Linked DNA regions of Homo sapiens: region 2 is linked to region 1. Evidence: chromatin contacts called from ENCODE Hi-C data. All regions are on one chromosome and are shown on one strand. Each heading gives the region's core, a stretch centred on a gene start or an enhancer-like site at or near the end of the contact. The rest is flanking DNA. Distances are from core to core; before and after follow the strand shown. Region 1 has its middle 31 kb from the start of NFIA. Region 2 holds the start of FOXD3 (forkhead box D3).

Region 1 (6,869 bases), core at 1,420-3,919:
CAGCACTTTGGGAGGCCAAAGCAGGAGGATCCCTTGAGCCCAGGAGTTTGAGGCTGCAGTGAGCTATGATTGTGCCACTGCACCCCAGCCTGGGTGACAGAGAGAGACCCTGTCTTTAAATAAATAAATAAATAAATAGGGATAATGTATACCATATGAGATTGTGAAAATGATAATTAAATCATTTAATAGAGGCAAATGATAATAAAAATAGTAAATAGTAATAGTAAGTCATCCACAAATATAAGATGTTGTTTGGTTTTTTTGGTTCGTTTTGTTGTTGTTTCTGAGACAGTTCTAGCTTGTCACCCAGACCGGAGTGCAGTGGTGCCATTTCAGCTCAATGCAACCTCAGCCTCCCAGGCTCAAGCCATCCTTCCATCTTGGCTGTCGAAGTAGTTAGGATTACAGGCATGGGCCACCACGCCCAGCTTTTTTTTTTTTTTTTTTTTTTTTTTTTTTGTAGAAATGGGTTTCTCTGTGTTGCTCAGGCTGGTCTCCAGCCTCTGGGCTCAAGTGACCCGCGCACCTCCCAAACACTGGGATTACAGGCTTGAGCCACCACATAGCCATTGTCTTTTTTTTTTTTTTTTTTTTCTCTGAGACAGAGTCTCACTCTGTTGCCCAGGCTGGAGCGCAGTGGTGTGATCTCGGCTCACTGCAGCCTCCACCTCCCAGGTTCAAGTGATTCTCCTGCTTGACTACTGAGAAGCTGGGATTACAGATGTACCACCACGCCCAAGTAATTTTTATATTTTTATTAGAGATGGGGTTTCGCCATGTTGGCCAGGCTGGTCTCGAACTCCTGACCTCGGGTGATCCGCCCACCTCGGCCTCCCAAAGAGCTGGGATTACAGATGTGAGCCACAGCACCCGGCCTACAGCCGTTGTCTATGAGGAGATAAGCTAGTTATCAAAACTCCCCATAACCCATCCTGTTTCCTACTCAAACACTGAAACCTCTTAGCTCTCTCCCACTTCCTCTAAGGCCCTAATCTTCAAGGAACAGAAAGAAGCTAAACAGTCTTACAAGTTAGATTTCTTAGAATAAAAGATGGGTTTTCACATTAGAAATAGGTGAAAGTTGGCTGGGTGCGGTGGCTCAGGCCTGTAATCCCAGTAATCCAAGCACTTTGGGAGGTCGAGGCGGGCAGATCACCTGAGATCAGGAGATTGAGACCAGCCTGGCCAACATGGTGAAACGCTGTCTCTACTAAAAAATACAAAAAATTAGTCGGGCATGGTGGCGCGTGTCTGTAGTTCCAGCTACTCAGGAGGCTGAGGCAGGAGAATTGTTTGAGCCAGGGAGGCAGAGGTTGCAGTGAGCCGTGACCGCGCTATTGCACTCCAGCCTGGGAAACAGAGAGAGATTCCGACTCAAAATAAATAAATAAATAATTAAAAACTATTTTTAAAAAAGAAATAGGTGAAAATTCCTTAGAAGGCACCTACAGCTTCTTACCTACATCATCTCATTAAATTCTCACAATGACTCTATCAGACAGGTACCACTATTCCCTCTTTTGAGGGATGAGGAAACAGAGACTCAGGGAGATAAAGTAACTTGCCCAAGGTTACACAGCTATTCTCAAGGAAACGTAGTGCATCCCATGAAAATAGCCTGGAGTCGAGATACTGGAGTCAAAGTGCAGCCAAAATTGTCAGGGTGCAACCTGCCTGTCCAATCAGAGCTGCTACTTCTTTGATACTGGAATCCCCCAATTCCTGAAATTAACACCCAGTTCTCCACTCCCCAAAAGCACACGCTGAGTGCCCTCAGGGCTCTTGCTGTTGCCAACGGACCTATAACTCGGTACAGGCTCAGGCAGCTGAGAGGAGGCTGTGGACACAACAGGCCTTGCTAGGCTTGCTGGGACGGGGCCACATTACTTTGCAGGCGCGTCTTTCTCCTGCCTGCTATCTAGAGCTCGCCTGTAGGTGGCGCCCTGCTTCGCTCAGGGGAATTTGGAGGGCGAGGACACGGGTCACCAGCTGCCTCCCCTGAAGGCCAATTTAAGTTGTCCCCTGGCTTGAACTGAGCGCAGGAACCTCGGTGATGGGGACATGCCCCCCTCCCCGCGCGCTCTTCCTCTCCCAGCCCCCCTGCCCTCCCCTCTCCAGGGGCTGGCGGGCCCGCGCTTCCTCCGAGGTCGGGCTACGCGGCGCGATCTCCAAGCGCTGGGGCCGAGCTTGGCGCTCCGGGGCGGCGCTTCGGTCCCCGACCCTCGGGCCGGCCCGCTGGCCCCCACTCCGCTTCCTCCCGGCACCCGCTTCGCCGGCAGCTGTAGCGGAGGTGGAGGGATGGGGGACTGTGACCCCCGTGAGTGCCGGCGGGGCGGGGCAGCTTTAAAAACTTCTGAAAGGCCTGGTTCAAAGCCTCAAAGGATAGAACTTGGGCCGGAAGGCGGTTTCCACGGAGGGGCCTAAAAGGGGGCTGGGGGTGCACCTGCAGGGCCAGGAGCTGCGGCTTGGGAAGGGGGGCCCGGTCACCGCGAGCGCCGCAGTCCCCGCCCCGCACTCGCCGCCCCTTGGAGCCGCCGCGGCCCCGCCCGGGCCCTGCGCTTTCATCCTCCCCACGGGACAGCGGCCGCGCGGGGCGGGGGCGGCTCTGGCCGGCGCGCTCCCGGCGGGGTCTTCCTTCCCTCCGGCCCCTCCCTGGGAACCCGAGATTTCGCCGCAGAGCTGAACTCCCAGATTTTAACCCCAACCCCCCCGGGCGGGAGGCCGCGGAGAACCGGGAGTCGCGACCGAGGAAGCGTCCCCAGTCACCTCCTAGCCCCCCACACAGAGCCCCGGGGAGGGTGAGGAGGAGGAAGAGCGGGAGGAAGACCCGCGCCGGTGGGTGGGGGCAGGGAGGGGGCGTCCGGGGTCGCAGGGCGGCGCTCCGGAGAGTGGCCCCGGCGGCGTCCGGAGTCGCTGCGGCCGCCGTGCCACCTCGGGCAGGTGGGGGGGGGAATGCGCGGCCGCCGCCAACCAGGGTCGCTCCGCCGTAGACGCCGAGCAGACGCGGTCCGGCGCTCGGCCGGAGAGCCGGCTAAGGGGCTTTTCATTAGCACCGCATTAGGAGGACACTCATCCTCCAGAGTCCTTCCCGTGGAAGCTCTTGAGTGAATTAGGTAAATGATTTGCTCCATTTGTAGTTTCTGAAGATATTTTCTCAGATCTTCAATCGAGCGCTTTAGCCGGGGAGCATATCTGTGGGGGCCTCCTTCCCACTACCTAGGGTCTCACTCGGTGACAATTGCTGAGTCAGTGAGGACGTGTGGGGAAAGGTAAAAGTGGAATTGAGCAAAGCTGAGTAATTTAGCTAAGGAAGAGAAATCGCTACTGAAAATAGAATAGTTTAAAAATAAACTACATAAAGTTTATTCTTTTGCTTGGAGTCCTGCTCCTTGATCCGAGAAGGTAAAATCCATCAGAGTTGGGAGTTCCCTCCCCCCCATTAGCATTTATTACACTTTTTCAAAGTTACTGAAAGACTTCTTTTAGTGAATTTTAAGAAGCAATCGTGGTTGACATTACAGGCATCAAAGGTTTGGGGAACAGATGGGTAAACTTCCGAAGAGCTTAGTTGCAACACTAGCTCTCAAATTTAGTGTCAACTTTTATTTTAAAAAATAAAATAGGGTGGTGTTTTTATTAAACTTTTATATTTCAAGAGGTAGAGAACACCGAAGAGGAAAGAGACTGAAGGGAAAGTAGGGTGTTGGAAACAAAAAGAGAAAGGCGAGATTGACTGTAACATTCTGGTCTTCAACGAGTCCCAAGTTGGAATCCTAAAGCACTGCATATTTCTGGTAGCGTTAACTCTAACTGGAATATTGGCGGGCCTGGTCTCTAAGTGCGTCCTAAGAAAAAACAGATTTAAGCAAAATGGTTTTTTCCCTTTTGTGAAGGGAAAAAATTTAAGCACTTGCTTCATGCGGTAGCCCCAGCGGAAAAGCGAGCCCTCCCGCTCCCGGTGGCCTGAACTGAATTTGCTGCTTTAAAATCGGCAGGTGTGCCCAGCGTTCCCAGCGCTGCAGCCGGGACCTGATGAGTAAGAGTAAGAGGGCTCAACCGCAGGACATCACATGCCGGGTACCTAACGTCGGCATTTAAGCAGACAGGGACTAATATGCTGGAACTATCCTCCCGACACTGGCAAAGCCCAGAGACCGCATTTCCTACCACTTTGCCCACTTTGTACTGGGCACCCTCGGTAAACAGGATGAAAGCAACATTTTTATCCCTTAAGACGAAAATGTAACCTTTAGAATACTCCCTATTCCGGGGTTGACAGCAGGTCAAGGGCTCAGAGGCAAGCTTGCATTACACATAGGACAAGTACAACTTATCAGGGTGCAAAAAAGGGCAAGAAACTTTGTAAAAGTTGGAATCAGTATTCAAAGAGATAGTTTCAGGTGGTGCTACATAATGGCATGGTAACCACAAGAAGACCAGAAATGCTTGGAGTGCATTTCTGTTCTCGAAGAGGGGTTGAGGGTAGAGGCTTGGTGCACTGTGGTTTGAAGGTTTACAGAAAGCAGCCTTATCCTCATGAAGCTGGGAAGCTATGCTTTCTCCACAAAATACTTTTAATGATTTTCGCCCCAGAGATACCGGGATCCGAGACCTTCACAGGCTCTCCTGGCCTGAGGAATCACAAAACTTGCAAACTCTGCAGTTTTTCCCTTGAGTTCACTTTAAAAACACAGGCACCTTGAGCACAAAACAATTAAGGTGGTGGTTTCCCCGAGACAACAAACCAGGCACAAACACACACCTTAGTCTGCACTGGCACTAACATTCCCACTCTAGGGCCACTCACTGCCAGTTAAAGAACAAGAGCTATCCACTTCAAGTGTGGGGACAAGCTTCATTCAGGGTGCAAACACATGCCCACAAAACACAAAAGGGGAACGGTTACTCCAAAAGAAGTCTGAAGACTTCCAGTAAGCAGTAAAGAACAGCCCGGAAGGTCTGCAACCTGTCAGCTCCAGGGGCCGTCACCACTCCATCCTGTAGCCCCACAGCATTGAGTGCTGTGTTTCGAAAATTGGAAAGTGCTGGGTTTTAATTGGGGCTGGGTCCTGCCTTCTCCCCTCTTCCTCCAGATCGGGCCCTCTCTGTAAGCGGATTTGCTTTCCCGTGTATCGCCAGCAGGTCGTTTTTAGGCAATCTTGCTTCTGCAAAACGTTTTAAACATGGTAATATATTGCAGTCTTATTAAGTCCCCCTCCAGAAGTGGGTGAAAGGGGCTCTGTTTTCCTGAAAGATTCAGGAACTCCACTGTCTGAGCAAGACTAGCCCAAGGAAGGCTTGGATTGACTCCGCTATCCACTTAAGTGAAGACAGTATTTTTGTTGCTGTTGTTGTTTTTGGTTTATGTTTGTTTTTTGTTTTTGTTTGGTTGGTTTTGGTTTTGGTTTTGAATGCCTAGGAGATTTTAAATTCACATAATCCTCCCTCCAGGAGGAAAAAAAAAAAAAACAAGAAAACATTGAACTTGCTACCTTCATTATAAGCCACCCTAGAAGAAGCTGAGAGGACAGGCTGCTGAACTGGTGGACCACGAATTAATGTGGAGAACGAGGCCGTCCGGGCTAGGTTCCCGGGGCTCAAAGACGCAAAGGGAAGGCGACAAAGGTTTCTCACAGGTCGCCGTTAGGGAGAGGGGGCAGCGCAGGAAACCCGTTTATTTAAAGTTCAGTTGTGTTGGGCATCTGATCCAGGACAACTCGCCCAGGAGCCCGGCGGGTTTCAGCTGCCACCACGAAAGTAAGGATCGGTTCTGCCGCGTCGCCCCCTCCTTCCCCTTGGGATGTGCCAGGCGGGCGACAGATAAGGGGGCGCGGCGCGGGGTCAGCCACCGAGCCAGAGGGCGGCGCCCGGTTGCAGCGCTCCACAGCCGCCTCCTGCAGCCTCGCGGTCGTGACCTTGCCGAGCAGCTCCTGCGCCTCAGGCTCGGTCCCTGCACCCGCCCTCACTCCAGTCCCTCTCAGGGCCTGCAGTGGAAGATCCCCGTGGTCCGGGTGGGTGGCGATGGAGAGCAGAATTGAATTTATTTGCTCTCAAATTCCCCTAAAAGCTCTGAAACTGGGAAAGTCCGCGGGCTGCCAGGGACAGTAATCACTGTGTCCCCACCCGGACGCAGGAGGTCTCGGGAGGAGCTCCGAGGCCAAGCGCCCGCGACTTCTGGGTGCCAGGTTGCTGCAGACGAGAAATGAAGCCCGCCAGATTTGGGCTCCCGAAATTTTTTGAAGTATGAGTACCTTAGATTTCCCTTCTGATACAGCGCCTCTTTCGAAGGGGTGTGTGCGAGTGTGATAGTGAAGATGGGGTGGGGAGTTCTTGCCTGCTAAAAAGTCTCACCCTGGCCCCACAAGCGAGCAAGGGGGAGACAGGCAGGTGGAGGAGAAGGTAGCACACCCTCTTCTATTTTTATTCATTATTTTGAAAATTGTGTAAGATTGATCAAGTGGAGTCCTACGCTCACGCCCAGCGCTTGGAATGAATGAATGTTTCTCTCGGCGCTCTCAGCAAGATGCTTTCTACTAATGGAGAACTTTACCCCGGGTCTTGCAACCCACTAAACTTGGCGTCCCATGCCACACTGGGCGTCCCAGGCCTGCCTGCCCTCGACGGGGCGGTCTCTCTGCCGGCCCCTGGTAAAACAGTTACTGCACCTGGGGCTTCGCAGAGTGCAAGGAGGAAAGAAGTGGGGCATTACTTTCCAACAAGCAATGACCTCAGCCTGCCAGCGCCTACCTTGTTCTGGAAACACCTAATCTCTGCTTCCTCTATAAAGTTTAACTGCAGCTTGCCTCCAATCCCAAATTGCAAACACTAGCAGAATTGCTCCCTTAAGCATTTCCTTCCTTTGACCC
Region 2 (7,196 bases), core at 3,250-5,749, 2.3 Mb after region 1:
GAAATAATTAACATAATAGCCATAATTAAAAGCACGCTAACAATGCCATAAATTTATCACACAATTTTACTAGCTTTCTGCCCCTAACTGCTCTCTCATCGTTAATTAAACGTGTTGCCTTTTACAGAATGGATGTTTATATATTTCCAATATAAATAAATTCGAAACCATCCTCTCTCTCTTCCTCTTTCTCTCCTCCTTTCCTTTTGGTCTCTCGCCATTTACAGGCACGCCTTGGCGTGGACCCTGAGTGGCAGACATCTTGAAAATAAATGAAGTTTTGAGATGCAAATCCAAACAAGAACATTAAAATAGCCTCTTTTTTTCCACCCCGAAAAGATCCGGAGAGGTATACAAGGGGGTAGTGGTGGGTAAGAGAGTTGAAAATCCCCCGCTTTGGGAAATGGAAGTAATCTGGGTGGGTTGGGGCCTTGGGTACCACCTCTGCCCTTTCCCACCTTCCTTGGTGGCGGCCATCCAGACAAAGAGGCCGGTAATAGTTTAACAAATCTATGAAGATTTTCAAGAAGCAGCAGACTTTGATTGTTGCGGGCGCGGGGGTGTTGGGGAGAAAGGAGGGGAATTTTTCTAATAGTCCCACCCACGTTTTGCTCCCTCTTGGACAAAGAGTAACTACTCTTGGTGGGGGACGCGCCCTTCACTCCGCGGAACCTGGTCCCAACTCCCCGTATTGTAAGAAAAGTGCACCCGCGCGCGGGCATGATGATTCTATCTCACATCGCGCCAACGACTTATTCAAGCCACTGGCACTGTCTCTGACTTAAAAGAGGAGAAAAGAGGCATATGGGTTCACTTGGGCCTGGTGAGGGGTAGGTGGGCAATTCCCGCCTTCCGCACTCTAACCGTGCCCCTCCTCCAGTGTTGACCACCTAAGAACCCAAAATGAGCTGTAATTAATTTCCCTTTCTCCATCATAAATTTTTCTATCCATTTCTTCCCCCCCATCCCCCCACTGGACGCACACACTAAATCTCCCCTCCCCTGGAGACGTCTCAATTTCCTTCCTATCGATCCGGACTCCATTCTTCTTGCCTCCTGTTGCTAGAACCTAGATCCCCACTCCCCGCACCCCTCATTCCCACCGCGTCCAGGTGGCTTTCCCAGCGGGGTACCATGTACTCTGCCCGCTCCAGAGGAACCGAAGGGGTTTCATTCCATTCTCCTTTGGTTGAAACATTTCAAACATTTGAGCAGGTGAGGCAGCTGGCTGCCATCTTCCTTTTTAAATCTCTCCTGGGAAGTTCGCTTGTTGAGACTCAAAGAGTCACTCAAACTCATAATTGCGTGTGTGTGTCTACTCATTCTCCCTCTATCTCTCCAATAACCCTTTGAGACTCAGAAACTTTTTATCCACATACACCCTTTATCACATTTTCTTCCCCCCACTACATGTGTCTCACTTTCTCTCTGTATCTGTCTCGCTTCTTCCGTCTCTGTCCTACAGCTTGGCGGTAACTGACGACCTGTGAGCTTTTAGCTGCAAACTGCAACTACGCGGCAAACAATTTATTTAGCCCGACATCTAGCCGGTCTCCGGCAGGACCCTGCACCGCGTCGGGATCGGACCCTTCCGCTGGGGCGGCCTCCTGCGTCAAGGCCAGCAGGAACCTTCCTGTCGCCCTCCCCGGCCGCCGCTTCGCCTCCTTCCCGCCCCCGGAGGTTGTGCAGGCGCTATGGTCCGCCTGGAGGGAGAAAGCCGGCGGCCGGTTCCTGAGCCGAGAGCGGCCGCGGAAAAATCCTCTGCCTCCGCTGGAAATCGATATTAGGCCGGCGCGGGCGCGGGACGTCGGGGCCGCAGCCAGTAGGTTGTGCACGTCTCATCATTTAGCTAATCGAGTCGAAAAGTTTCTGTAAGGGCCGGACCCAGCATCAGATGGTAACACTGATTGAACAAGAGATTAGCACAATAGATCTCTAACCGAGGGGAAGCGTTGCTTTTCACGCTACGCGCCGTAATTAATGGTATGAATCAATTAATTTGACTTTTATTGTGTCGAAGGAAAAAAGCGCAACAAATGGAACCGGCAGCTGGGAGTTGTTCGTCCTCCACCCCCTTCCCCAGGGAGGTTCCAAGGAGACACCGGGGAATGGACGGATCAGGCTGGGCCGTGGCAGAGGGAGGGTAGGAGGCAGCGACCAGCAGCGTGGAGGGAGTCCAGAGAGCTAGCCTCTGCGGACGGCGGAATCGAAATTAGGCTCATTTGGAGACTACTTCGAGACCGGTGAGGGGAGCCCTGTAGCCACCATCCTCCGGCGCGCATCCACACATACTAGTCCACGCGGGCCCAGCCACCAAGGCCGCGGCAGGGCCAGCGCTGCGCCCCGGGCCCCTGCCTTTAGGGCTGGGCAACCCAAGCAGAGCAAAGGAGGTTCCTGAATGTGTAAATTTCCGCTTTTTAGCTTTTTTTTTTTTTTTTTTTGGACCTTCCGACACTTCGGTTGCTGAGGCAGTTGCAGACGCGACCTCTGCAGTCCTGGGCGATGGCCAGCCAGCTCAGCTCGGGTCGGTTTCGCGGAAAGCTGTCTAGACGGCATTGTAAACGGTTCGGAGCCTGCGGGCCACAAAGCTGTGGAGCTACGGAAATCAACTCTGAGATGCGTTTTAGGGCCGTGTGCAACCTCGGGATCATTTAGATAAAGAAAAACTGTGGAGGTTGGCGGGCGTCTCAGGATAGTGTCACCACCCCCTACCCTGCTCCCAGCCTCAGATGAGTAGTGTTATATCCTGGGAAACTGTCTAATGGGGATGAAAGTCAATCTGTGTGTCTCAATGCCTGTAATGAAGCAAGTTTACAGATTTTTAAATTTTTATTTTTATTTTATTGAATTATTTTTGGTGTGTCTAGGCCAAGGAAAGAGGAGATCGTGGGTGGGGAAACAGACTGAGGGAATCAGAAGCACCACTGTCCATCCGGAATTAAATCCACATCCCAGCATCTTCTGCAAATATTTCACTAATTATTTCCTCTCGGAACTCCTCCCCTCGTGCTCCTTCCTCTGGTGAGGCCGGCGCTCCCCTCCCAGGCCGCAGCGGACAGACAGGGATTGGGTTCCGTGTGCCTGCCACACCAGGCAGGCTCTTGCGGCTCCCAACTAGGCGGCCTAAATGAGGGAGGAAAGAGGAGGCGCATCGCTGATTCACCGCGTCAAGAGCACTGACTTTCCTTGGAGGTGTGAGGTCCACGCACCCCAGCCACGCACTTGGGGGTCGGTTTGCGGTGCCTCCCCCTCCAGTCCCAGTGAAATCCCCACAGTTTTTCCTACTATCACTGACTTGCCTTGCACTCCGCGTGCATTGGCCACACATCCTCGCCTCCTCCACCCGCTCCGCCGCCGGTTTTCTTGGAAGTTAAATCTTGGAGGATTTGTCCACACCTTAAGAGAAGAAAATCCACGTTAGCTGGCAGCAACGGAGATCCCAGCATGCTGGCATGCCCAAGTCTGCCCAGGTTCCCCCAAGGCCATGCCCGCCGCCCGGGAAGTCACTGCCCGCACCCCTCACGTTTCTTCAGCCGCCCCTGGGCGCTGCGTCTAACCTGAAGACACCAGGCCTCTTCCCGGATCCACTCGACTTACCCAGGCCGCTGCCAATCCCAGCTCCTTCCCCAGCGCCTCATTTCCGATTTTTTCATATGCTAAGTCGTTTAACAACTCCAAGTAGCCAGTTATGGCTTCTTTATTTATAGGTTCCCTGCTATTTTACGTCGTTTTTATTTCTCTCGGCAACTATTCTAGTAGATTAATCAATAGCCATTTTCTGACCTTCGGGAACCCCAGCTGATGCTTTTTGTGGCCGCACGAAAAAATACATACAGGAAAACACGCCCGCATCAAGCCGGGAAAGAGCAGGTAGGACCTGAGTGGTTTGGTTGGGGGAGGGGGAAAAAGACATCTCAGCAGGTGTCTTCCCCGGAATGAGCACTGAGGCCAGAGGGGAATCTGAAATCTAATTAGCAGGAGGGAGCCGGGTGCGCTGCTCTTACTCTTTAAAGCTAAAAACAATGAAACAAAAAGCAAAACAGAGACTAAGTTTTGCTTTTTAAAACACGATATGGGAACCTCGTTCTAGGTCGCCCAGTCCCTGTCTAAGGAGTGTGACAAAGTGGGGGGGAGAAGGGCGGAAGGGAGAGGGGGCGGGGAAGGCAGGGCAGCGACAGTCGCACAGTCCCGCGGACGCTCCCAGGCCCACGCCCTGACTCGCTCACACCCACCCACACTCACACCCACCCGCTCCCTGGGCCCCAGGGCCCGGATCCAGCCTGGGTGGGGGGGTCTCCGGGCGGGCCGCAGCGCCCTCCGTGCCCCGGGGATGCTGGCGCACAGTGCGGAGCGGAGTTGCGCGTCTCTCGTCCCTTTGTTGACAATTCCCTGAACCAACTTGAGTTTGGCCGGCTCGGCCGCGGCCCTGACGTCACGCACGGTCACGTGGCCCCGCCTCCCGCTGGATCTTTAAGTAGAAAGTAATCTATCAGGCCAGTCCTTAAAACGGGACTTTCGACTACCGGGGCTTCGGCGTCCCTGACACCCAGCCCCCTGCCCCCCCGCTACTGTCCCTGCCCGCGCCCTCCCGAGCTGCTCGGCGCCCGGCGTCCCGCGCCCGCCTGGACCGCTCCTGCGCCCCACGCCAGGGCCAGAGGCCGAGGAAGGCGGGCTAAGTGAGGGGGCGCGGCGTGGAGAACCGCCGGGGCCGGGAGCGGTAGCGAGCGCCTAGTACCGAGCGCCAGGGACGGCAGGAGTTCGCGGAGCGCGGCCGCTGGGGGCGGACGGCAGAGCCCGCGCCACGCGATGCGGGGCCGCCGAGTGTGAGCTGAGCCCAGCGGGCCCCAAGCCACCTGCGGCCCCCTCCCCTCTCCCTGCCCCCCATCTTTCGGGGGCACTCAAACCCTCTTCCCCTGAGCTCCGTGGCAGCCCCCGAACACCCTCATCGCCCGCTGCCCCCTCCCCGCCGCCGCTACCAACCCCGAGGAGGGATGACCCTCTCCGGCGGCGGCAGCGCCAGCGACATGTCCGGCCAGACGGTGCTGACGGCCGAGGACGTGGACATCGATGTGGTGGGCGAGGGCGACGACGGGCTGGAAGAGAAGGACAGCGACGCAGGTTGCGATAGCCCCGCGGGGCCGCCGGAGCTGCGCCTGGACGAGGCGGACGAGGTGCCCCCGGCGGCACCCCATCACGGACAGCCTCAGCCGCCCCACCAGCAGCCCCTGACATTGCCCAAGGAGGCGGCCGGAGCCGGGGCCGGACCGGGGGGCGACGTGGGCGCGCCGGAGGCGGACGGCTGCAAGGGCGGTGTTGGCGGCGAGGAGGGCGGCGCGAGCGGCGGCGGGCCTGGCGCGGGCAGCGGTTCGGCGGGAGGCCTGGCCCCGAGCAAGCCCAAGAACAGCCTAGTGAAGCCGCCTTACTCGTACATCGCGCTCATCACCATGGCCATCCTGCAGAGCCCGCAGAAGAAGCTGACCCTGAGCGGCATCTGCGAGTTCATCAGCAACCGCTTCCCCTACTACAGGGAGAAGTTCCCCGCCTGGCAGAACAGCATCCGCCACAACCTCTCACTCAACGACTGCTTCGTCAAGATCCCCCGCGAGCCGGGCAACCCGGGCAAGGGCAACTACTGGACCCTGGACCCGCAGTCCGAGGACATGTTCGACAACGGCAGCTTCCTGCGGCGCCGGAAACGCTTCAAGCGCCACCAGCAGGAGCACCTGCGCGAGCAGACGGCGCTCATGATGCAGAGCTTCGGCGCTTACAGCCTGGCGGCGGCGGCCGGCGCCGCGGGACCCTACGGCCGCCCCTACGGCCTGCACCCTGCGGCGGCGGCCGGTGCCTATTCGCACCCGGCAGCGGCGGCGGCCGCGGCTGCTGCGGCGGCGCTCCAGTACCCGTACGCGCTGCCGCCGGTGGCACCGGTGCTGCCTCCCGCTGTGCCGCTGCTGCCCTCGGGCGAGCTGGGCCGCAAAGCGGCCGCCTTCGGCTCACAGCTCGGCCCGGGCCTGCAGCTGCAGCTCAATAGCCTGGGCGCCGCCGCGGCCGCTGCGGGCACAGCGGGCGCCGCGGGCACCACCGCGTCGCTCATCAAGTCCGAGCCAAGCGCGCGGCCGTCGTTCAGCATCGAGAACATCATAGGTGGGGGCCCCGCGGCTCCTGGGGGCTCGGCGGTGGGCGCTGGGGTCGCCGGCGGCACTGGGGGTTCAGGGGGCGGCAGCACGGCGCAGTCGTTTCTGCGGCCACCCGGGACCGTGCAGTCGGCAGCGCTCATGGCCACCCACCAACCGCTGTCGCTGAGCCGGACGACTGCCACCATCGCGCCCATTCTTAGCGTGCCACTCTCCGGACAGTTTCTGCAGCCCGCAGCCTCGGCCGCCGCCGCTGCTGCGGCCGCCGCTCAAGCCAAATGGCCGGCGCAATAGGGACGCGCCAATGGCCGGGACCCAGGGTCCGGCGGCGGCCTCGAGCAACAAATGCACCTCCAGGCTGCGCGCCCTGTCCCAAGCCCGGTCCCGGTCCCGCTGCCCAATCCTGGACTCTGCCTCTCCCCAATTTCCTTTCCCCTGAGCCCCCAACGCCTACCTTCCGCGGCCTCCATCCCCTCGCGCACACCTAAGCTGGTCGAGCAAACTCACCGCGCGCCCGCCGGGGATAGCTTTCCATACAGGTAAAACCGAAAACCGAATTTTCCAAAAATGCACCCCGACGGCGCCTGCTCTTAGTACCGTGGGGATGGGAGGGAAATTCTTTGTATATATTTGTAAAAAAATTATTGACTTTCCTTTTGGGGTTTTTATTTTTTTAAGAAAAAACAAATTCCGTAGATTTAGAGCTCTGAACTTTCATTTTTTTTGAAGGTTCACTCTCCGAAGTTTTATCTGAGAAAAGAATGTATAGAGACGTTGGGAGATTTTAAATATAAAAAATTTTCAAAAAGGCAAAAAGTGTCATTCTATTATAAAAGTCTGTTTATATATGAATGAATATATATGGTATTCTAAATGTTATTCCATCGTGTTGTACACAACTTTGTAAATAAATTTTTAAAATGCCCAGCCTAGTGTTTTATTTAGTTGTCTGAAGTAAATGGCAAGATTTTTAAATGGTATTTATTTGCCTTTTCTCCTCCCCAGAAAATCAAGGAATTTCAAGTAATGGCCTTTTCAAACTTTTTAAATTCATAATTTGAG

The links. A loop is a pair of places that touch in the nucleus more often than their neighbours do. Pooled maps may share reads with other maps.
Region 2: a loop to region 1 is called in a map of B cell, with 9 times the contacts of the local background. The contact joins the promoter of FOXD3 here to the enhancer-like site in region 1. A Hi-C loop is called at or near these places in 1 of 168 maps with a recorded cell type or tissue (B cell), 4 of 37 single-sample maps with no recorded cell type and 7 of 50 pooled maps.

The regions. Positions count from the first base shown.
Region 1 is chr1:61,048,127-61,054,995 of GRCh38, forward strand. No RefSeq gene overlaps it. Among named protein-coding and RNA genes, the nearest start is that of NFIA, 31 kb to the right of the region's middle. RefSeq lists an enhancer at 6,233-6,869. Within about 2 kb of position 2,670, at least 28 of the 41 ENCODE cell types and tissues checked have a DNase peak (open chromatin) inside an H3K27ac peak, as active enhancers do.
Region 2 is chr1:63,318,068-63,325,263 of GRCh38, forward strand. It overlaps FOXD3 (forkhead box D3), which reads left to right and starts at 4,500. Exons shown (of 1, transcript NM_012183.3): 1 at 4,500-7,061. The coding sequence starts at 4,992. The coding sequence ends at 6,428. FOXD3-AS1 (FOXD3 antisense RNA 1) reads right to left here and starts at 6,374. Exons shown (of 3, transcript NR_121637.1): 1 at 6,288-6,374; 2 at 3,300-3,396; 3 at 2,817-3,123. RefSeq lists silencers at 4,108-4,417, 4,538-4,617 and an enhancer at 4,941-5,630.